Linked DNA regions of Mus musculus: regions 1 and 3 are each linked to region 2. The links are chromatin loops, found by intact Hi-C in ENCODE. Cell type or tissue: heart. All regions are shown on one strand.

The links. A loop is a pair of places that touch in the nucleus more often than their neighbours do. Peaks named below come from ENCODE experiments on the same cell type or tissue, not always from the same donor. Only the 100,000 strongest peaks of a DNase experiment are listed, where the experiment ranks them.
Region 1: a loop joins it to region 2, with 3 times the contacts of the local background. A loop is called at or near these places in 5 of 42 quality-filtered maps.
Region 3: a loop joins it to region 2, with 6 times the contacts of the local background. A loop is called at or near these places in 4 of 42 quality-filtered maps.

The regions. Positions count from the first base shown.
Region 1 is chr1:191,558,410-191,566,409 of GRCm38, reverse strand. Dtl (denticleless E3 ubiquitin protein ligase) reads left to right here. Exons shown (of 15, transcript NM_029766.3): 6 at 3,234-3,299; 7 at 4,873-4,985. Among named protein-coding and RNA genes, the nearest start is that of Dtl, 13 kb to the left of the region's middle. In heart, a CTCF peak has its summit at 3,376 (motif pointing right); a DNase peak (open chromatin) is centred at 6,429.
Region 2 is chr1:191,491,054-191,499,053 of GRCm38, reverse strand. No RefSeq gene overlaps it. Among named protein-coding and RNA genes, the nearest start is that of Gm32334, 7.7 kb to the right of the region's middle. In heart, CTCF peaks have their summits at 576 and 3,817; DNase peaks (open chromatin) are centred at 573, 3,773, 4,508 and 4,863; H3K27ac peaks cover 2,819 bases.
Region 3 is chr1:191,430,668-191,438,667 of GRCm38, reverse strand. Gm31987 (a long non-coding RNA gene) reads left to right here and starts at 5,926. Exons shown (of 3, transcript XR_373879.4): 1 at 5,926-6,373; 2 at 6,520-6,610. It overlaps Gm32200 (predicted gene, 32200), which reads left to right. Exons shown (of 6, transcript NR_151615.1): 6 at 688-2,328. In heart, no CTCF peak of the experiment used is centred here; DNase peaks (open chromatin) are centred at 1,847 and 3,027; H3K27ac peaks cover 1,814 bases.

The sequences.
Region 1 (8,000 bases), 67 kb before region 2:
AACACCATTTAAGTCAGGAAAATAATTATGAGCATAATAATGAGGTTGGGGGGCCAGGGAGGGGGCTGGAGAGATGGCTCAGCGATTAAGAGCATTGACTGCTCTTCCAGAGGTTCTGACTTCAATTCCCAGCAACATAGTGGCTCATAACCATCTGTAATGTAATATGTTATGTCTGAAGAGAGCCTTTTTTTAAAAAAAAAAACATGAGGTATGTACTCATTTTTTTTTTAAGATTTATTTATTTATTATATGGAAATACATTGTAGCTGTCTTCAGACACTTCAGAAGAGGGAGTCAGATCTCATCACGGATGGTTGTGAGCCACCATGTGGTTGCTGGGATTTGAACTCTGGACCTTTGGAAGAGCAGTCGGGTGCTCTTACCCACTGAGCCACCTCACCAGCCCCTGTACTCATTTTTTAAAAAAACCTGGAGACTATAAATGTTAGTGGGGGTTTTATGTGGTTTTTTTTTTTTTTTTTTTTTTTTTTTTTAGTTTTATGCTAACATAGTAAAAAAGTTGATTGGTCCAGTTTATTCAACCCTATATGAACAAGATACTAATGATCCTAATTGAATAGTAGTGAATCCTAATTGGATACTAGTTGGTGCTAGTGAAATTTGCCTCCCTGAATGGCTGTCCTCTAAAGACTGGTAAGTTAGGCACTTTGGCCAGAATGAGGAGGAATAGCATTAGATTTTCTGGTAGATAATTTAAATTAACTGTGAATGTATTTTCTTGTCTCCTAAAAACTTAAATATATTTGAACCTTTCTAATTCTTCACCTTGTTTAAAGCCAGTCAGTTCTTCATCCTAAACTGGTGGTTCTCAACACTAGTGATCTTTGGTTATCTGATGGTTTTTTTAACATGCTAATTCAATGGTAATCTCTAGTAGTTGAGCCAGGTTATCTGTGCGCCTGTCTGTCTGTTTTACTTCATCAAGGGATTCCAGTGTATTGCTACAGTTGAGGAATGTTTTTTAAATTTAAACTTAACTTTGAGAATTTCCTAAGTGAATATTATATTCATAGTATTTCTACCTCTCCCCTCCAGCTCATCGTGTGTAACTCCACATTCTCAAATATGTATGTATGTATGTGTCAGACGTCTGTAACTGTGGGGATATTGCTGTTCTTTTAGCTACTTCCTGCTTGATCATGGGCAGACCTTCTGACAATTTTTTTTCCTAATTTTTCATTATTAAGCAGAAGTATAATAAAGCTCACACCTGTTTAGAGATAAAAACCTGAAAGTTAATTTGAATTTTTGGTTGGCTGAGGGAAAGTGGGCCACACTAGCAAGTATATATGTACAAACTGACAATATGACCAGTCCATGGTATTAGAAAGCTTTTATTGTAGGTATGAGAGAGAAAATCCAATGGTATCGAGAAGAATAGAACTGAGAGAAAAAGTAGACTAAACATGGCCAGCCAGCAGACTGGACCCGGCCATGAGCAAAGCATGAGGGACAAAGTGGGAAGGGTTTAGACAGAGGGAACATAGCTGAAAAAGCAGGATTATAAGGACAGTGAGTAATGGGGGGGGGGGGGCATGAACTGGGGAAGTTTTATTAGAGTAGTGATGGTGAGAAGAGCTAGGACTTAGAAAATTGTAACAGGTACTTTTGATGCCAAGGGAACCTGAAGGACAAAGTGTGCTTTGGAATGCTAATAAGCACCACAGTTAGCCTTTTGCCTCATCTGCCTTTTGGAATTTGGGAAAATAGTTTCCTTTGGACCTACCACTATGTACAACCTACTGAGTCCATTTAATGTTGCTTTTTTTGTGCATGTATTTAAGGCTGACCCCTGGGGATTAGAAATTTATTGGGAGGCTGGTCCATAGAGGAAATTGATTTTCCTATAGTTCTTCATCTAAGGGTGAAGCTTTATGAAATTCCCTCTACCCATGCTAGCATGTCAACTGGTATAGTCATTGTGTAGGTTTTGATTAGGCAGCCACACTGTTGAGATCTCAGAGGCACAGTGGCCGTCTAGAAGCCACCATCTCAGAGCAGGTATTCTGCCCTTCTGGCTCTCGGAATCTTTCACACTCTGGCTCCTGCAGTGTTCACTGGGTCTTGGGTGTAGGAGTTATGTTATAGATGTACCAACTGAGGGTGGGCATACGACCATGACTTATTTGAATCTTGAGCAGTGTGGCTCTCTGTATGTAAACAGTTTCCATCTGCTGCCAAAAGAAGCTGCTTTGATGAAGGTAGAGCCCTACTTTTACCTTGTTGGAGGATAAGAGGGCAAACTATTCAAAACATATTATATACCATAAAATTTTCTGTTTTTAACTGTGTATTTAAACAGTTTTTAGTTTACTCAGAGTTGTGTAGTAATTAATATGGGAGAGCAATGGATCTATCAGTCAATTTGTTAACTCCACTATATCATCCAGAGAGGCTGAGTTTGAAGACATAAGTAAAGGTTCTCTCTGTGTCTAGTTCACCTGCTGCTTGGGCAGCTCTTGTTGTGATAGAGCCCCTCTCCACCCCTAGTCTCTTTCCTGCTTCCTCTATCTTAAAAGGAAGCTGGCAGGTTTCTCTGTTGGCATTTGGTTACCTTTGCCTCGATTGCTCCATCTAATCACCTGATTTAGTTGTTAACTCCTACAAAATTAGGTGTTTTTATTCAGTGTCCACAAAGCTCTCAAGTAGTTGTTATGGGACTTTGTTCAATTTATAGCTATTATTATAGTTGAATCAGTTTGTTAATTGCTCACTCTTCCATATAGGGAGCAGAATTCCTTTTTAAATATTTTGTAAATGTGCCTATTTTGCAGTGGCCTTGTGCATACTAGGCAAATGCTGTACCACTGAAGCTATATACCTAGCTTCCACTGTTACCTAAAATATAAACAGTACAAATAAGTGGGAATTCTGTGTTCTATTCAATGCTGCTGCCTCTTTCATACCCAGAGGTAGTACTTTGATCTGCTAAGAAAGAGGACTTTTAGACGTTCCTTACCTCAAAATAGGAAGATTAGTGCTTACCTACTAGATTGGCAGGCACATTGAGGTAATGTGTGAGAACTGTGTAGAGCGTGAGCTATCTTAGACAGTAAGCTCTCCTCTGTGCTAACAGTTGCTACGCTGTCGTTTTCTTACTATCATCTCTGGTGGCAAATTCAGTGCTTTTGGAGAATGTGTTCTCTGGGGAAGGGGAATGGAATGTGTCTTTGATTCGTTTCCAACATCTTGATGGCCTCTTCCCACAGCTGTGTTCTCTACAGGGGGGAGAGACGGCAACATTATGATCTGGGACACCAGGTGTAACAAAAAAGGTAAGCTAGTTCTGTCTTAATTTTAATAAGTGCTTAATGCTCAAAATAAAATGAAATGCTAGTGATTTCATCTGATACCAGCAGGGGGCACTTGTGTTCCCTTCCTGCTCAAGTCTCAAGGTAATGATTATTGCAAAGCTATTAATAGATGTTCTTAGTTTCACATTGTCTCTGAATTATAATTCCGTCTATCTAAATTATTGATAGAATTAAAACTACTGATGTATAGTTCACTGAATAAAGGTTTGGTTGAGATGTTTTTGTTTGCTTTTAATTTTCCTTTTTTTATCCTGACAAGATGGCTCATCAGATAAAGGTGCTATCCATCAAACCTCAACTACCCAAGTTCAGTTCCTACAAGTAGGAGAGAACTCCTTAAGTTGTCCTCTGACCTCCACTCCCCTCACACACACAAAAAAATGCCTTTTAAAAAAAATCAGATTAAATTGAATATAAGCTTGTATTGTACAGGGTGGTATTAAAGGAGATGGTCGTTGGTGTGTTTATTATTAATTTATGTATTGATTTTAAAATGTTAAACTATTTTTGTGGAGCAGTTTTTTGGGTTTTTTTGTTTGTTTGGCTGGTTGGTTTTTTGGGTTTTTTTTTTTTTTTGTTTGTTTGTTTGTTTTTCGAGACAGGGTTTCTCTGTATAGCCCTGGCTGTCCTGGAACTCACTTTGTAGACCAGGCTGGTCTTGAACCCAGAAATCCACCTGCCTCTGCCTCCCAAGTGCTGGGATTAAAGGCGTGCGCCACCACTGCCTGGCAGTGGAGCAGTTTTAATTTTATATCAGCATTAAAGTGCAGAGAATTTCATATATACTGAACACCTACACAGATGCAGCCTTTGCAGTCATTCAGTTGGTACATTTTTAAGCTGTTAAGCATTGGCTCATACATAATTAATTCATAATTTGTATCAGGGTTTATTTTTCATGTTACACATACTATGGATATTGACAAATATATGACATGTATCCGCCATTGTAATATATAGAGTACTTTCATTGCCCTAAAATATGTCTGCTCTGGTGTTTCTACTTCCTCACGAAGCCTTGCTACCACTATAACTGTCCGTGGTTCTCCAGATTTTCATAAATGGAGTCATGTCGTATCTTTCTCTTTGCACAGAATTACTCTTTGGGCAGGAATACCACATTGTATCCACTCATCCACTGAAGGGTGCCTTGATTGTTTGTGTTTTAGCCATTAAGAATAAAACTATAACTATATCTGTGTTTTTCTTTCTTTGTGTGATTAAACTCACCATGGGCTCTTTGGGATTTTGTTTTTTTGTTTTGTTAAACTTTGTTTGCTTTTTCATTGTGTGTATACACAACCACAGCGCATGTGGATCTGTTTTCCCTTTTGAACATGTGAGCAGGGAATCAAATTCAGGTCATCAGGCTTGGTGACAAGTGTCTTTACCTCTACTGAGTCTCTTCGGGGTTTTTCGGTTTTGTTTTTATACTAGTTAGTCAAAAATCACAAAATTTGAGGTTCTATAGAAATGATTAAATATTGCTTTCAGCTTGAAATCAGAAAACATTAAAATCTTTGGAACCTTTCAGATGGATTTTATAGACAAGTGAATCAAATCAGTGGAGCTCACAATACTGCAGACAAGCAAACCCCTTCAAAGCCCAAGAAGAAACAAAATTCAAAAGGACTTGCTCCTGCTGTGGTAAGGTTTTAGAGAAGTGTATGTGTAAATAGGCAGTTGTTACTGTATTTGCTTGCTTTTGAGGCAAGATCTCTGTGTGTACTTAGGTTGGCCTGGAATACATGATCTTTCTACCTTAGCCTACCAAGTGTTAGGACTATAGACTGTTCATGAGCCACCATTCATGACATGAGTGGCTCTTAACAGTAGGGAGAATCAAATCTCTCTTTAAGGAATTTGTTAGGCAAAAAGATGGATGTAACTCTTAATTTCTTTGGTATTAACTGTTTATAGTTTACTTAGCCCTACTGCAATGGTTCTCAAACTCTGGTGAGAATAGAGAACATGGTAAAGATTCAGCTTTCTGAGCATATATGCATTTGTTATAAAAGGTGAAAGGGTAGTTTGTGTTATTTTTTTAATGAAAATAGGTAATATAAAGATGGATGGAGTTTTAGTTACTTTCTTCTAGATGTTTTAGACACCTTACCGTAAACATGGTGATGAAATTCATACACCTTTAGTATTAAATTTTTGGGGGTGCTTGCTAGATCTGGTACGTTGCTCTTCTGTATTTATGACTTGTAAATTTTTTTAGAGAAACATCAAAGCACTCTCAGTCATCAAATGCTTAAGCAAAGACTGTTATACGGGGACTACACTGGCTGGCAGGCCTGCTGCTAGTCCTACATGCTACAGATAAGCACCAAGATGTCAGAGTCATATGGACTTGGGAGAAAAGAAGCAAGTCACTTTGAGTGATAGAAATATATTCAGAAGATTAAGGGCACCCTGGTGTTTTGGGGGTCAGTAATTTGATGTAGAATAAACACAGATGCAGCTTTTAAACCAGTAGTTCTCAACCTGTGGGTCCCAACTCCCTTGAGGGTCACATCAGATAGCCTGTATATCAGATATTTACAATTCATAACAGCAAAATTACAGTTATAAAGTAACAATGAAAACTTTAAAGGGTAAAGGTTTCCACGACGTGTGGAGAACTGTATTAAAGGGTTACAACATTAGCAAGGTTGAGAACCACTGCTTTAAAACAATAGTTAAAAAAAAAAAAACTGAGTCATTACTAGCTACTTTAAACAAGCATCTTAACTGCAAAATTTTTTCAGTCTTCAAGAATGTGGGTTCACATTCTTAAGCAAACGAAAGTGAATAAATTCACACTTGCAAAAAGTTTTATCTCAAGAGAAGAGAATAACTGTTCCCTTTGATCTTGTAGAAAGATGGGAACCTTCAGAAATAAAAAGTAGACTACTTCCTAAGATTGTTTAAGCCACACACCCCAGAACCCATCCTCGGGTATGCATGATGCCTTGTTTTAGTCTCTCCTGGCTTCTTGCTCCCTATAGAATATCGGTCTGATCTCTTTCCCAACCTTTTGAGGATGGCCAGCAGCTCTGGGGGTGTTCCTTCCTCCTTTCCTGGATATAGCCCAGTGAGTCACTCGGTAGCTGGTGGCGTTGGGGTGGGGAATTGCTATGCTTGTGGAAAGTGAGTAGATGCAACTTACATCATTGAAGGCATCATCGGGCATGTGGGAAGTCAAGTTCAGCTTATAAGACCCCCAGCCCATCAGCAGCCCTGCCTTTTTGCAATATATGGATCAAGCATGCCAGCAAATAAGACTATCTTAGGCCCTGACCCTGCTGCAGTTTACCACCCATGTGTGTGGTTGTGCTGCTGTAGTCGTATGTGTAGTAGACAGAAGCTCGAAACATGACCATAGTACATCCTCTTTCTAGAAAAGAAAGTGGCCATTAAACTCATTAATGCAGTTTTCCTATATGTGAGGTCTGAATAAATATTTAGGGGACAGTGTAACTGCTAAACTACTGTGACTGAACAGTGCATTCTTCAATCCATACTCTGTGTGTGGGGACCAGATGACATTAAAGTGTCAAATTTCATTGAATTCCAAGAGAACTTCTGAAGGAGAAGCATTTAGGAGATAAAGTTCTTTTCTGCACGTGTAACTGAGCATACAGCAGCATTTTCTGGTGAATGAGACACAGGGGAAATCGATTTCCTACGCTGTAGGGAGCTCTGAGCAGACTTGGACAAGTCATCCTTCAGTGACCGGTTTATTCCTGTTATGTGTGGTGTGCTCGTGTTGGTGTGCATGTGTGAAAATCAGAGGACAACCTTTAGAAGTCATTTTTCTCCACCATGGTCTCTTGTGACCAGACTCAGGCTGCCAAGCTTGCACAGCAAGTGCATTTTTATCTTCCTGACTATCTTGCTCACTAAGTTCATGTTAACATACATGATAGTCATGTTTAGGCTGTTTCCTTAGTAACATCTAGAATTACTGGGAAAAGATTAAGGGACCAGCAACATGGCTCAGTGAGTAAAGGAGCTTTTTCTATCATTCCTGATGCCCTGAAGTTGATCCCTGGAACCCACACAATGGAAGGAAAGAATTTACTCCGGCAAGTTGTCCTCTGACCGCCACATGTGTGCCCATGTTACACACATGGCATGCATGGAGAGATCAAAAACAATTTATGGGAGCCCAGTTCTCTCCTACCATGTGGATTATGAATATTGAATTCAATTCTTCAGGCTTGGCAACAGGTGTCATACTCACTGAAACATCGTACCCAACTAAGGGAATTTTTAAGTGTGGTTTTGTTGGTTTGGTTTGGTTTGAGACAGGATCTCTAAGTAGCCTAGTTGACCTGGAACTTATTATGTAAACCAGGCTGGGCTTGAACTTACGAGAGATTTACCTGCCTCTCCTCCCACCTGCTAAGTCTAAAGGAATGCACCACCATGCCCTGCCTTTGTTTTAATAAATTAAAAAAATATATAACATATATTCTTTTCCCCTTTCCCTTTACTCTTGCCTTCTACCCCTCCCTGGTCTCAAAATCATGGCTTCTCTGTCTTTGTTATTGTTGCATACACACATATGCATGCATGCTAAATATAAATATAACATGTTGTGCTTATTTATTATTTAGTATCTATGACTTCAGGGCTGAGCCCATGGTATGGAATAACTGGAGAATAACTGTC
Region 2 (8,000 bases):
CTCTGAGTCCAGACCAGGTCTTCTCACCCTCTTCACTGGACCTAGTCTCTGCTCAGTCCACATGCACCAGGCTGTCCTCAGACTCACAGACCAGCCCACTTCTGCTGGGACTGAAGCTGTGTGCCACTGTTCCCGGCAGCAGCACCATTTTTGTGCTTATGAAGACGGTGACAGTGTCTCAGAGAAGGGGCAAGCTGTCCATTTGCACATTCCCTGCACACTCCCAGAACTCAGAATGCATATTGAGAGGGTTGGGTGAGGGCTGGAGAGATGGCTCAGCTGTTAAAGGCCAGGCTCGCAACCAAAACAGAACACAGTCATGTTGGAGCAGAGGGTAGCAGCTGCTGTGTCGGGGTGAGAGACAGCAAGGTTAGTGGTGACTTCTAAGACAGGTAACGCTGTATTCATCAAGCCACAAGACAGACGGGGGCTTTGGACTTGGTCAGTTAAGTCAGGAAGTCAGCAGCAAGCAGACAAGCCAGTGCCAACCTGGACAGCAAGAGTGGAGGCAGGCCAAGCGAGTTCAAGAACCTGGGCGTTGGTAGGAGTGGAAACTGAAGGAACACATAGGAGCCTGAAGGAGCAGAAGAGCAAGCTTCATCCGTGGCAGCTTCCTGCCCCACCCAAGCAGTGAGAGCTGACTCAGTCCGGCGGAGGCCCTTGAACAGTGAATGTACTTGGGAGCGGGGACACAGCTCTGAGGGCACCCAGTTTACAGACACCACCGAAACCCAGTGTGAGCTGGGACAGTTAATCCAACAAGCCGTTGTTGTAGCAGACAAGAGCTGAGTGCAGCAGCCACACATTGGGCAGCTCACACTTACACGTGATTGTGCATGGAACACAGCTATGTTCTATCAATGAAGATAGAGCTGGCCAGGGAGATGGCTCAGCAGGTAAAGGAAAGAGACTTGTCTTGCAAGCTTAAGTGACCTTAGTTTAGTCCCTGGAACCCATACAAAGGTGTGCAGAACTGACTCCAACCACATGTCCACTATCCTGGTATGTGCTTCCCCACAATAATAATAAATATAACATTAAAAAAATACAACTGTTAGCCAGGTGGTGAGGTGCACACCTTTAACCCCAGCTCTAAGGAGGCAGAGGCGGAGGCGGAGGCGGAGGCGGAGGCGGAGGCGGAGGCGGAGGTGGAGGCGGAGGCGGAGGTGGAGGCAGAGGGATCTTTGTCAGTTTGAGGCCAGCCTGGTCTACAGAGGGAGCTCCAAAACAGCTAAGGCTATACAGAGAAGCCCTGTCTTAGAAAGCCAAAGCAAGCCAAACAAACAACCAAAAAAAAAAAAAAAAAAAAAAATCTAAAGAACCCTGCCATTCTCAGTGATCCAGTGTGTTAGACAGTTTCTCCGTTTGAAATTTTTTTAAGATTTATTTATTTATTTTATGTATACGAGTACACTGTAACTGTACAGATGGTTGTGAGTCTTCATGTGGTTATTGGGAATTGAATTTTTAGGACCTCTGCTCACTCCTGTTGGCCTTGCTCGCTCAGGCCCAAAGATTTATTTATTTATTATTATATATAAGCACACTGTAGCTGTCTTCAGACACACCAGAAGAGGGTGTCAGATCTCATTACCGGTGGTTGTGAGCCACCGTGTGGTTGCTAGAATTTGAACTCAGGACCTTCAGAAGAGCAGTCAGTACTCTTATCCGCTGAGCCATCTCTCCAGCCCTGAAAAATTTAAATTTGATACTGTGTGTATGGACAATGTGTATTACATAAATGTGTGTCTGCAAAGGTCAGAGGGCAAACTCATGGAACTTTCCCGCATTTTCTGGCCACTTTGCTGGCCCTCTGTTTTTGGCTAAGGACTGTGAGGCTCAGAGAAGGCCAGCAGCTCGCTCATGCACAGAATCAGCAGCAGTAGGTCCAGGTTGCAATCTCCCTCTCACTGTCTGAAGCCCACTCTTCTGAACGCTGCTCCATAAAAATGGAAAGTGTTTAACCCCAGCACTCAGGAGGCAGAGGCAGGCAGAGCTCCAAGTTCAAGGTCAACCTGGTCTACAGAGTGAGTTCCAGGACAGCCAGGGCAACACCGAGAAACCCTGCCTCTAAAACAAACAAACAAACAAACAAACAAACAAAAGCAAAACCCAGAAACTGTCTGTTCCCAGCCTGCCACAGGCCTTAAGGGAGCAGTCAGCAAATGTTGGCTGAATGGGTGACTCATCTGAAGCAACTTTAGTTCTTATGCTCCTGTCTGTGCCCTTTTGTTAGATTTTGACTTCACTGCTTAAACCCATGGGAGAAGTCTATTTCCTTCCTTCCAAACTGAACTTGAAATAGGACAGTTTTATGTTTCTGATTTTGCTTAATTCCCAAACTATGAACTCCTGAGACAGGGATTTTACCCAGCAACACCTTAGCCTAATAAAGCTAAATATTGAATACTAGTGATATTAAGCATTCAAAATCTGGAAGCATGAACAAATGAGAGGCAAACTGCCTGATCAGTCATTCTTCTTTTCCTTGGTGTGACTGGATTCCTGACAATAGCAACTTAAGGAGGACGGAGGCTCCCAGTTCCAAGGTGCATAGCTCAGGACAGGCATGGCCCCAAGAGATCAAGGAGGCTGGTCTCATTGTAACCACAGAAGCAAGCAGAGAAGGGAGTGTGGGTGCTTAGCTTGCTTTTTCTTTGTTCTTCAGGTTGGGACCCCAGCTCGAGGTGTGGTGTTGCCTACATTTGGGATATGTCCTCTCTCTTCAGTTAAAGATTCCTAGAAACACCCTCATGGGAGCACATGGAGGTCTGTTTCTACGGTGATTATGTAATTTACTTATTTTTATTTTACGTACATTTGTGTTGAAGGTATGTCTGTGTGAGGGTGTAAGACCCCTGGAGCAGGAGTTACTGACAATTGTAAGCTGCATTGTAGCGTGTCGTCAAGTTGCCAATGATGGTAAATCCACTTTGGCTGTGCTGTATAGATGGTGTGAGGAGGTGACAAAGTCGTCTGGGCTGGGCTGGACGCGGCTGGTTAATTCTTTTCTGCATTAGTGCAGCGCTTGGCTTGTTTGATGCTCTTCCAGGGGCTAGAGATGTAGCTCAATCAGTAGAGTGCTTATCTAACATGCATGAAGCTCTAGGCTCAGTCCCTAGCACCACATAAACTAGGCACGGTGCACACACCCATAGTCCAGGACTTACATGTAATATAAGAACAGTGAGGCAGAATCAGGAGTTCAAGGACAGCCTGAGACCCTCTCTCAAAAAAATTTTTTTCTGAATAACAACTTTTTTTTTTTTTACATTTAGTTATTTTATGTGGATGTGGGTATGTGGGCCACAGCACTCATGTGGCCAAAGAACAACTCGCAAGAGTCCATTCTGTTTCTCCCATGTGGGTTCTGGGGATTGATCTCAGAACATCAGGTTGGCAGCAAGCCCCCTTCTTGGCTGAGCCATGCTACGGCCCTTGCTGTAGTTTCAATAATAAAGCCCTATCCATTCTGTGTAGTTCTAGTGCCTGGAGAGAGATTACTACATTCTGGGGACCCTCCAAATCCAAGGAATGTCATTATGTCTACCCAGTGTTCATGTCTCCAGAGAATACACATTTCAGTTCCAAGAAACCGCACCAAATAAACACCGTTGTAAACACAGCCACAAAGGAACGGAAGCAAACCAAACCACCCTAAGGGAGGCCTGAGTCCTCACAGCGGGTCAAGAGCATTTCTAAACAAACACAAAAGGAATCAATCGCACCTGCTCCAGAGCCTGCCAAAAGAATAGAAAGCAAATCCAAGAAAGTCAGACTGGCGCCCAGAGCACCCACTAGGGCCAAGCAGGAAGCTTGCTGAGGGAGGAGAGGCCAGATTAGCAGGTGTGTGTGGGGGCACCCCAACTGCATGCCCCATGGGAGGCACACTCAGGTGGGTTACATAATCGCCTGGCTTTTATTGAGTGATCACAAGCACAGGACATATCGGCCACTCGCTCCCTTCGGTTGCTAAGGGACAGGCTGGTAATCAAGTGTTAAGTTGTCCGTGTAGATGAGAAAAGGGTGTCAATACAGTCCTTGGAGCGAGGGCAGGGCGTTCAGAGGTTAGCAGCTGAGTATCTGCCCCATCCCTTCTGTTAAGCAGAAGGGCTCTGCAGCCATGGGGGGTTGGGGGGGGGAGGTTCAAGCTTTCTGAGTCATCTCAGACTTACTGAAAAATCTGTATTTTATGTTGATTTTTGACATCTGCATTAAAAATATTAGTTTTTTTTTTTAATGCACTTTGAATTCACACTTGGGATGGATCATCAAAGAAAATGCAAGTGCAGAAGAATCCAGGACCTCCTGGTGATTTATCACCCAAATTGCTGTCACTGGATCCCTGTTCTCCTGGGTCCCACAGGCAAAGTTTGGAACCCAGATCTCTGGGTCTGTGAAGTCAGTGTTCCCCTGAACTGTCTTCAACCTTTGAATCTGGGACAGTCCTCAAATGCTTTGTGTTAACTCCACCCCTTTGTCTTCTGTGCCATAACACCGAATGCCTTGCCACCCTAGGAATGTAGCCAAAAGGAGCCAGCGGCCTGCATTTGGGACTCAGAACAAATACCAGCAGTCACAGCATCCCACAGAGCTCTGGAGGTGCTGAGAAACCTGCACATAGACTTGTTGTCTGCTTTCTACTAGCAGAACAATGTTGGCCCAGGCAGAAGAGGATTCAGGGATATGAAGGCTAAGGTGTCTTGAATGTGGATCTAAGACAGACCTGATGGCTCCCAGAGTCTGAATCTTATTCCTGAATCTTCCTTCTTCAGCCTCAAGGCCCAGCACCACCATCCTGATCTCTGAACTCTGGTGTTGACCACAGGAAAACGCCTTTGCTTGTTCTTGGCAACCCTCCACCACACAAGGACAAAAATAGGTCAGTGCACCTCTCCCAAGCTCTTTGCTTTCACTGATGAGAAACAAACGCCCGTTTGGTTTACTTTCCCTTCCAACATTCAGGAAACCTCTCGACTGAGAGATTGGGGTTGGGGGTTAGTGAAGCCAAGAGTTTTAAGTTTTGAAACCTAAACCATTTGACAGGTCCCACAAAGTACTGAAAGCCAAGAGCTCTGTGGTCCAGTCAACACTCTTGCACATTGTGTCTTAGTCACTAAACATAGCTCAGCGTTTATTTATTCCGGTATCTTAGATGCAAACAGAGGAACAACAGCGAGGTAGGTTTGTGCGTCACGCAAGAGAGAACTCTCTAATGGAGCCTTCCATCCAGGGAAGAGAGAGCCCTTGGAAGTGGGAGATACTTCCCTTCTGATGATACTAACGAGCTCTTAGCTGTACTGTTAGTGTGAGTGTGGGGTGGGGTGACCTTTCTGCTATCTTTAAGCCCTTGACTCTGTGGCTCTGTGGTCTTTATCTCCATGAGCACTGAGGTCTGGGCTGGCTGGTTATGGTAAAGTGTGCTGACTCAGGAAAAGCAGATTCAAGATCACAGCTAGTCGGGTTGTGAGGAATACTTATGAGGTCCTGTGGCCACATGCAAATCCTAGAAATATTTCTGAATGTTTCCATCATGGAGAATCCAGGAAATCAGACTTCTCGTTGGAAACGCTGAAGCTTATGTTGGATCGTGTGCACACTCCTAAGTCTCCTCACTCAGAACTCTCCTGAGTTGGGTTGTTCCAATAAGCTGGGCATTTCAGAACTGTTTATTCTCCATCCTCAAGTAAATGTCATTTAGAATCTTAAACTGGAGGCATCTGAGACTGAGACTCTGCTGCCATGTCTGCTCTCTCCACACCCCTCCGTTCCATCCATACTCCTGTCTGCTACACACACACACACACACACACACACACACACACACACACACACCTCTATTCCATCAGTGACAGCCCTAGTCCTTGGGCCAAACCTTGAAGTCACATGTGACTTTCCCCTTCACAACTTATAGCCAAACTGCCAGAAATCCCTGTTGGCTCTACTATCAGTTTACACCCAGAATCTGTTTCCAGCTTCATGTTCTCCCAGGCTAGCCATCATTTTCTGTCACCAAGACTCTTGCCACAATCTTCCAAGCCACCTCTCAGTTTCCATCCTCCAGAGGAAGCAGTGGAGATGTTCTGGATGATGACAGTGCTTCCATGTAGCTAGACACTTGCCAAAGCTCACAGAGTACATTTAGACTGGCAAGAACCATATTTAAGCTGTATTGTGACAAAGTTAATTAAAATTAGTATTTGTTTAAGACTATGAAAAAAAATGCTTTCCCATTTCATTCAGAGTAAAACCCAAAGATCTTGCGGTGGCATTTAAGGTCCTATGTAATGAATCACAAACACACACACACACACACACACACACACACACTCACACTCACACAAGCACACATACACACATACTCACAGACAGACATACATAGACATCCTTATACAGCCAGATGTACAAACACACATACTCACACACATGCACACACACAGACACACATATACATACACAGATACACACTCACACACACAGAGACTCTCTCACACATCCCCTTCAACCCTTAACCCTCAACCCTCTGACCACTTGCTCAGTCCTTTCCTTTTGACTTTCTCTGTTCTAGCAGCACTGACCTCCCCACTGTGACCCAACAGACACAAGTGCTCACTTCAGGGTCTAAGTGCTCTTTACAGGGTCTTAGTGCTCCCTGCAGGGTCTTGGTGTTCCTTGCAGGGTCTAAGTGCTCTTTGCAGGGTCTTGGTGCTCCTTGCAGGATCTTGGTGCTCCTTGCAGGGTTTTGGTGCTCCTTGCAGGGTCTTGGTGCTCCTTGCAGGGTTTTGGTGCTCTTTGCAGGGTCTTGGTGCTCTTTGCAGGGTCTTGGTGCTCTTTGCAGGGTCTTGGTGCTCCTTGCAGGGTCTTGGTGCTCCTTGCAGGGTCTTGGCACTCTTTGCAAGGGTCTTGATGTTCTCTGCAGGGTCTTGGTGCTCCCTGCAGGATTCTGGTGCTCCCCTCAGGGCCTTAGTGTTCCCTGCAGGGTCTTGTCCATGTTGCTCCTTCTTACTATATATGCATGACTTTTTTCTCTTCACCTTCAAATATCTTTTCAATTGTTCTTTATATATAAGAAGTTGGATTGATTTTTAAATTACATTTATTTATTTCTTTTAGTGTGTGTGTGCACATGTGCATGCATTGAAGTCAAAACACAAATGATGAGAGTTGTTTCTCTCCTTCCACCAAGTGGGGCCAGAGATTGGCCTCAGGTGCTCAGGCTTGGTGGCAAGCACCTTTCCTCACTGAGTCATCTCAACAGACCCTCAATTGTCGGCTTTGTAGTAAGGCTTTTCTGGACCATCCTGTTTATCCAGCCTGCCTTCTAGTAGAAGCAATAAACAGCTATATTTAGTGCAATCGTCAGCACAGTTGGGTTTAAGCCCATTGTTTTGCTACTTATTTTCAATATATCCTATCTTTTCTCCATTTCCTTTGACCTCTTCTTCTGCTTTCTTCTATGTGAAGCAAAACAAGAGGTTTTTAACTCTCCGTTTTGCCTTTTATTGGCTGGTTAGCTTTTCAAAGTCGTGGTTGTCTCGGTAGTTTCCCTAGAAATTTGAATATGCTTTGGAACTTACCAATGATATTTCTTAAAATATGATTATAGCATTCCACATATAAAGAAAGAAACATTAGTCTACCCATCCTTCCTGCCTTCCTGGCTTTTGTGCTATCATCATGGTGCCTTAGTGTAATCCCTACATGTGGTATGAACCCTGCACGTTGTTGCTAACTTTTGGTTATTTCAAATTTGTCCTTTCTGTGGAAAGCACATAGCCTTCTCTTCTTACTCTCTGTAACCCCGACAATAAGAGGATTGTCTGTATTTCTCTCAGCATATTCACACATTTGCTCAAGCCTCTTGTCAGAAGCCAATACCTTGTCCACCCTGGAGCTGTCCCTGGTCTCACTGCCCTGTGACCACCACCAGTAACACCAGGAATGACTCTTTGCTTCAGTGATCCCACAGACCCTGCTGGAGTCAGCGATGAAGACCTAAA
Region 3 (8,000 bases), 60 kb after region 2:
ACATAATCAGAGAGGAGGAAGGCTCAAATGACTGTGGATGACCCTGGCTCCTCTGACTGGCCTGCAGGATGAATCCTTTCTGCTTCCTCATAGATAGTTCTCCAATTAGAGAGCGGACTCCTCTCTGCTTTGCCTTTTAGCTCCTCATCCAGCCCAGGCCTCTCACGTGCCAGGAAAGCATTCTGTCACTGAGCGCATCTTGCATCCTGGTTAAGGATTACTGAATTCCCTGGGAGGTGCCAGTAACCAGGTAGTCTTGTGGAATTCATCATTTGGTGGGGAACCTTGGGTCAGTGATCTAATCTTTTACAGTGTGGTGCCCTGGTCTATGGGGTAGGATAATAACACACCCAACTCATTAGGTAACACACAGAGTGCTCATCAGCATACCTGACACTTAGTGGACATGTAATTACTGAGTGTTGTTAGGTTCTATTAAGAAATGACTGGTGTGGGTCTGGGGTTGCTGGTGTCCTGAGGTGCCTGCTGGTGCTGAAGCAGAATCGTCACCCAGGGACGTTGGGCCTCAGACACAGCTGGCATGGGATGAGTCCCTGGGTTCTGTACCCATTCCCCTTGCCTAATCTGGAAGAAAGCAGGGTGATCAACAAGGCCTTGCCAAGGAAGAGAATGATATTCAAAAGTGTGATTATTTTACAGCTATCATTTGTTTGTTCTTTCCTGTAGGAGCCACCCGGACAGCTACGTGGTGGAGAGAAAGCCTGGGGATGCCACGCTGTGTGACTGGGTCCAGTCCCGTGGTCAGTCAAGGAGTTGGTTGCAGCCTTCGAGGCCTGCCTTCAGTGCAGCCTCCCAGTGAGGCCTGCCGCTTGTCTGGGCCTTAAGTCCCTCCCTGGCCTCCTCTTTGGTGAGGTTTCTGAGTCCCCCTAGACATTGACCGTTTCTGCTTCTCATGAGCAAAGACATCTTGCAGGTACCTGCTGGAACCTGCCACATCAGATCCCACCTGCTTCTGTGTTCCCAGGTCTTCTGGGAAAGATGAGGTAGAATCTCTGATGTTCCCAGTAAGGTAGATAAGCTACCTTCCAGGGGGCAGCATCTATACGGCTGCCACTGTTGTGTGGTTCCAGGTAAATGCCAAGATCTTTGTGCCCCAGCTGACCGGTCAGCCCCATTCACAAGGGCAAGCTTCCCTTAGGCAAGGAGAAACGAAGATGAGTGGCAGAGAGGGGGAGGGGCCACTGAGCCATCTCCAAGGCTCCTTCCAGGTCTGTGATTCTAGGATTATAGTCATCTTTCAATTTTTTATTTTTATTCTTTTATTTTGCATTTATTTATATTTTTTTTACTTTTGTACTACTGGAGGTTGAACCTAGGGCATTATACATGCAAGGCAGAACTTTATCATGGAGTTGGCATGTTCCCAGCCCTAAAATTGTAACAGTGAGCTGAAGATAGCTTGAACCTGGGCCAAACACCCCAGGGGAAGAGGAGGAAGGAGAGGAGGAAGAGAAAAAGGAGGGAGGGAGGGGGAGGGAAGAAGGAGAGGAAGAGGCAGAAGAGGAGGAAAGGAGGGAGGGAGGAGGAGGAAGAGGAGGAGGAAGAAGAAAAGAGGAAAGAACAAGACAAACAAAAGAAATGGAATGTCCAAGGGGGTGAATGGGGAGCATTAGAAAACCTTTAGAATTCCCATTTGAGCCTTGTCTGCATTCAGGACCATTCTTCAGCAAGGCTCTGCTCTCAAGAGTGTCTAGATTAACCAGCACCAGACTTCAATCACATGCCCAGTCTGGCTAATTGCTGCGGCCTGAGGTACCAAAAGGGCAAGTGACTGGAGGGTTGGCACCTGGGCCTCCTGCCTCTGAGTCCCGAGTGTCACTTCCAGCTGGTTTGATTTGCCCTTCCCAGTGTGTGTGGTCATGCCTTGTCCTTTCCTAAGCCCCCTGAGCATTTTCCCTGTGGTTTCATAGTTCACTCTGCTTGTTGGAGTGGGATGGGGCTTTACAGACCTGCTGTGTTACCCTCCAGTCGTTAACTATGAGATCTGAACATAGTTAACCTGTGCTCTAGTCTTCTAATCTCCAAAACAAGACCACTGGAAGCCAGTGTGCAGAGTCACTGTCTCACTCGCGAGAGAGGCCCTGTCTCAAAAAGCACCCTGTGCCCCCAAATTAAAAAACAAACAAAGCCAGGCGTAGCTGTGCGTGCCTTTGATCTCAGTGCTGGGAAGCAGAGCCAGACAGATCTCTGCGAGAGCAGCTCAGCTTTGTCTCCATAGTGAGTTCCAGGACAACCAGGGCTACATAGAAAGACCCTGTCTCAAAAACAAAAAAATAAAATAAGAATTAAATAAAATGCGTAGAAATGATATGGTTTTGTGTGCCCATCTCCTGCTTAAACTGTGTATACCTGCCTATTAGGAGCTGTGTGGTCTTGAGCAAACGACCGTGCCTCGGTTTCCTGCACTGTAACACAGGTAGAGATGAACGCTACCTGTATCAGTGGGCTTTGATTAAATGAGTTAATACTTGTTAAGATGCTTGTCTGTAGATCACAGGTGGTGTGCGCAGGACCCCAGCTGTTAGTGTGGCTAGAGAATGCCCCAGGAGAATGCCAAGGGAATAAAACCAACTCCAAATCTCTACCTGTGGCACCTGGGACTCTAAGCATATGGCCGATTCCCAGGAGCTTCCTGCTCGGAGTTATTCTGGCAGCCTACCTCTCTCCACTCATATGAAGGTGTCTTGGTGGCTGCTGAGCCATCAGTCCTGTGTTTTGTGGCACAGATGTGTCAGAAGGTGCATTGGACAGGAAAGCCAGGGTGTGGGACTTGGGTTGTCCTGGGAATACAGGCTCCCTGGAAGGAGTTGTCACTCAGAGTGAGCCTCTGAGTTTCATCAGCACTGATAATGTCCGAGGCCGTTCTCTGGGTAGCTATCAGGGCATGATCTTCTAACCTGTGAGCAGAGGAAGGAGATAACAAGGCTCCCCTGAGGCTGGCAACTGGCTTTGTGCTCTCCAGGGAGAAGTGCTTGGGAAGGCTGCCATGGGGGAGGGGAGCTCAGCTGCTGGCCCAGCTGCTTGCTCACTGCTGGTCCAAACTGGCTATGCTGGATCTGCAAGGAGAGGACACTCTCACAAGTCAGCAGAATCAGTCACGGTTGGAGTACCATGCTGTGCCAGGCTCAGAGGCACAATGCCATTAAGTCCTCATCCAGACCCTCAAGGAGTTCACCAGCATGCCAGAGGGATAGTGTGTGCTGGGACAGGTGCCAGTGGCTTGAGAGGTTCTGTCAGCTCAGAGGGGAATTGTGGGGGTGAGAGTGGGGATGGGGGTAGGGAGCTGGTAGATTTAGCCTAACTATTGCCAACATTCTGTCCTTCTATAGTCCCAGGGGTGTCCAGGCTTTTTCTTCTCTGTTATCTACAGAGTTCATATTTGAGAAGCACTCGATGAAGTTACAAAAATGTCGTTTAATGTTTGAAGAGATTTTATTATTCTGTGTTGGGCCACACTGATGGCTCTCTTGGGCTACACGTGGTAAGGACTGCACACTGCTGTGTGTGCACACTACATTCTTCCATTTATTATTCACAGCAATGTTTTGGAGCAGGTATCCATATTCTCGCTTTCAGATGGGGAAGCAGCATCAGAAAGTGACAGGAGCAGGAAATCCTGTCACCAGGGAACAAGGACAGGGCTGGGCTTCCTACCTACTCTATGCTCTAGAAGACCACACATTCACCTTCCCGGCTAAACTCCTCAGAGCCAGGAGGGTGGTTCTGGATGTGACACTGGAAAACATCCATTCTCTCAGTTTCGGGACACCTTGGTGACTTTACTTGTAGGTCTTTAACCCATAGATGTGTCCCCGTGTCTGCTCCTGTCCTAGGCCAGGAAGACGCTTGTAGGCCTCTTGTGCAGTGCCTGAGGGACACCTGCTCAGCCTGCCTTGTCACCACCTAGGACAGGAGTCCTCTTCAGAGGCTCTCAGTGCATTTCCAGATGGCTGTTTTGTAGACAATATCAATTTGTCTAGCTCTGACAGGGATGGCAGGAGGTGCGTGGTAGAGAGGAACCACATTGTTCCCTTACCTGGAAGAGCTTGCTTGATGCGTGAATGGCAGATGAAGACTATGGCAGCTCGACCTCCATGCTGGGTTGAATTGATGCTGGCTGCTCACAAGCCTCGAAAAACATACATGCTTGCACAAAATATATACACGAGCCTGCAAGTACTGAAGGACCAACCAACCGATCACCTATCTAGCTGCAGGAAATTGATTCAATAAATTCAGGTGCTCTAAAAATGCCACATTACTACATACGATTAAAGCCAGGGTCAGCAAGACATTCTGTGGGGAGAGGTGCTTGCCACCAAGTCTGATGACCTGAGCTGGAAGGAGAGACAAACTCTGCAGCTGTCCTCTGACGAGCACGTGTGTGCTGGGACACGGAGGCACGCGTATAAGGGTGCAAACGTTGTCTCCGCCTATTTTCTTTTGCTGTCACAGAATCTTACCACTTATAAAGAATAGAGATTTACTCCGTTTATGGTTGTGGATAGCCAATAATGAGATGCCAGCATCTGCTTGGCATTCGGTGAGGCCTTCCTGATAGGTCACCACATGATGGAGGCTGTCACATGGCGAGACTGAGTTGTCCTGCTATAGTCAGACTCCTCACCTTCTTATAAAGCCACTAATTACATTGTGGGTCTACCCTCATGACTTCATCCTAATTCTCCAAGGCCCAATCCCCAGATATAATTAACATCAGTAGGGATTAAGTTTCCAACACATAAAATTTAAAGACAACTTTTTTTTTTTTTCTGAGACAAGGTTTCTCTGGGTAACTCCGGCTGTCTTGGAACTCACTTTGTAGACCAGACTGATCTTGAACTCACAGAGATCTGCCTGCCTCTGCCTCTTGGTGCTGTGATTAAAGGCACGCACCACCATGCCCACTGAGGAAACATTTTTTTAAAATATTTATTTATTTATTATATGTAAGTACACTGTAGCTGTCTTCAGACACTCCAGAAGAGGACATCAGATTTTGTTACAGATGGTTGTGAGCCACCATGTGGTTGCTGGGATTTGAACTCAGGACCTTTGGAAGAACAATTGGCACTCTTAACCGCTGAGCCATCTCACCAGCCCCCAAGGAAACATTTTTAAACCATAGCACACTTACAGGAAAAAAAAGATTTATATTCATTATTAATAGACACTGGTTCTGACAGAAAGAATAAAAGGTTATTTTAGTTATTTCCCCCCCCCCCTTTTTTTTAACAGAAAACACATTTAAATGCAATTAACCTGGCAGGCTTTTAAAGGTTTACTATTTTAATTTCTGTGTATAAGTGTGTGGAGCTGTGTGGCACGTGATTGCATATGCCTGTGGAGGCCAGAGTGGTGAGTTCCCCTGGAGCTGGGGGTACAGGTGGTTGTGAGTGGGGGTCCCATGTGAATGATGGGACTTGAACTGGGATCCCTTGCAAGAGCAGCACCTCCTGCACCCTGCTGTCCCTAGAACATCTAGAGATGTGTTAGGAAGAAACCTGAAGCCAGAAAAAGAATCACATGATCTGGAATGTTGGAAAACAAAACACCTTTCTTATTTTCTTCCCCCACTTTCCTTTTTATGGAGAGAGGCAAATACACTGTAGAGCAGTGGTTCTCAACCTTCCTCGCACTGGGACTCTCATACAGCGCCTCTTGTTATGGTGACCCCCAACCACAAAATTACTTTCATTGTTACTTCATAACTGTAATTTTGATACTGTTATGAATTGTAGTGGAAATATCTGGTATGCAGGATATGTGACCCCTGTGAGAGCCGAGACCTGCAGTTGAGAACTGCTGCTGTAGTCAAAGGGGAGCTGCAACAGGTGAGAGCCAGAGGCATTTTAGGAACATTCCAGGCAGGTGAGAAAACAGGACAGGGGCTGTAAGGGGCGGGGCTGTAAGGGGCGGGGCCAAGCTGCTCTGGAGGTCAGTTTCTTATGTTTCCAGCCCCGGGGCCCTTTTGACCTCTGCATGGAGAAGCCAACTGCCTTCCGCTGTTCTGAGTCTCTGCTGAGTGGCAAACATGGGCTGAATAGCTTCAGATCCAACCATGAAAGTGAAAACATACTGGTGATCGGTGTGAAGACAATCACGGTCATCTCTTCCAGAGTTCTGCTCCCGTGAAGTTCGTTCCACATGAAGGAAGAGCCAGCCGTCATCAGGCGTCTTTCCAGTCCTTTCCTCTTCTGCAGTTGTTTACAGTTGTCTTGAGACCTTTCATCCTTTTTCCCTTTCTGGAGAGCACAGTACTGAGGCTCGCCCCCGCGAAGCTAACGGGAGCTGATGAAACATTGTCAGTGTTTCTGCAGAATCCTTATCAATGGCGTTCGATCTCATGTTGGTAAAGACTTCCTGCGGGGAAATAGTTGAGACTCCAAACTAAGCAAAGTTTGGCCAACCCGAGAACCATAAAAAGCAGGGACTTCTCGGGCCTCTGCCGCTGCGTTTCTCTGCCTCTCTCTCATGCTTCTTTTCTTTCTGTTTCAGACAGGTTAGCTGTCTCCGCTTCCACAGCACTGTCTGACCGCCATTCTCCATCACAGCAGATTGACTCGGGTGACTGTCTCCGTGGTTACAAGTGAGTGAGCTGTGACCAGCAACCTGGTTTATAATATCTCATTGGTCCATGGGAAGATATAGGTTCTCAAAGGCCTGAGAGGTCAGCTGGACAGGTGGCAATGCCACCCTTGTTACTCAGGAGGCTGAGGCAGGATTCCAAGTTCAAGTCTGGGTTGCAGAGTGAGTTCTAGGCCAGTCTGGGAAATTTAGGGAAGATCCCATCTCAAAACACAAACTTTTACAAGGGCTGGGTATCTATAACTTAGTGGCTGAATGCTGGCCTCATGTGCAGGGCCCCTGGTTCAAGCCTGGGCGCTGGATGGTACTGGGTGAAGTAACGTTATGTCTTCTTAGTGAAAATTGGATGAAAAGAGACTGAATAATCAGATAGTGAGTAAGAAACCTTAAAAGGAGGCTGGAGAGATGGCTCAGTGGTTAAGAACACCATCTGTTCTTCCAGAGGTCCTGAGTTCTGTTCCCAGCAACCACATGGTGGCTCACAACCATCTGTAATGGGATCTGATGCCCTCTTCTGGAGTGTCTGAAGACAGTGACAGTGTACTTACATATATAAAATAAATAAATCTTAAAAAAAAAAAAAAAAGGGCTGGTGAGATGGCTCAGTGGGTAAGAGCACCCGACTGCTCTTCCGAAGGTCCAGAGTTCAAATCCCAGCAACCACATGGTGGCTCACAACCATCCGTAAGGAGATCTGACTCCCTCTTCTGGAGTGTGTGAAGACAGCTACAGTGTACTTACATATAACCAATAAATAAATCTTAAAAAAAAAAAAAAAAAGGAAAAAGAACCCTTAAAAAGTCATGTAAGAAGACTGGCCAGATGGACTTGCAAGATGTCAAGGCAAATAAAGGCTCTTGCAGTTGAGCCGGATGACCTGGGTTTGATGTCCACTCCCACATGGTGGAGGAGAAAACCAACTCCCACAGGTTGTGTTCAGACACACACACACACACACACACACACACACACACACACCATCCAGGCACACACTCCTTTGTTTTTAAGCAGTATTTTTCACATCCGGACTGAGGCTGGGAAAAGTGCTTGGCTTGGCCCCTAAAGAGTCCCACCTGGGTATTTTAGGACCCGAGTCAAGTTGAAGAAGGCTGCTCCTCTCTTCCTCTCTTCCCAGCCCTCTCTTCAGAGAGCTAAACATGGGGACACAATCCTATAATTTTAACTGTATTTATAAACCCTCCATCCTTTATGTAATGCCTTTTTCTGCTCCGAGATTACTCCCAATGTCGCTGTTTTCTCAGAGGAAAGAGACGGTAATTATAGGTCAAACACCAGCTCGGGAAGCAGACGGGCAGCAGAGAGCTGAGTGTTCCCTACTCTCTTCTGGGTACACCCTGGACACCCCTGCTTTCCCTGTGCCTAGGTCAGCT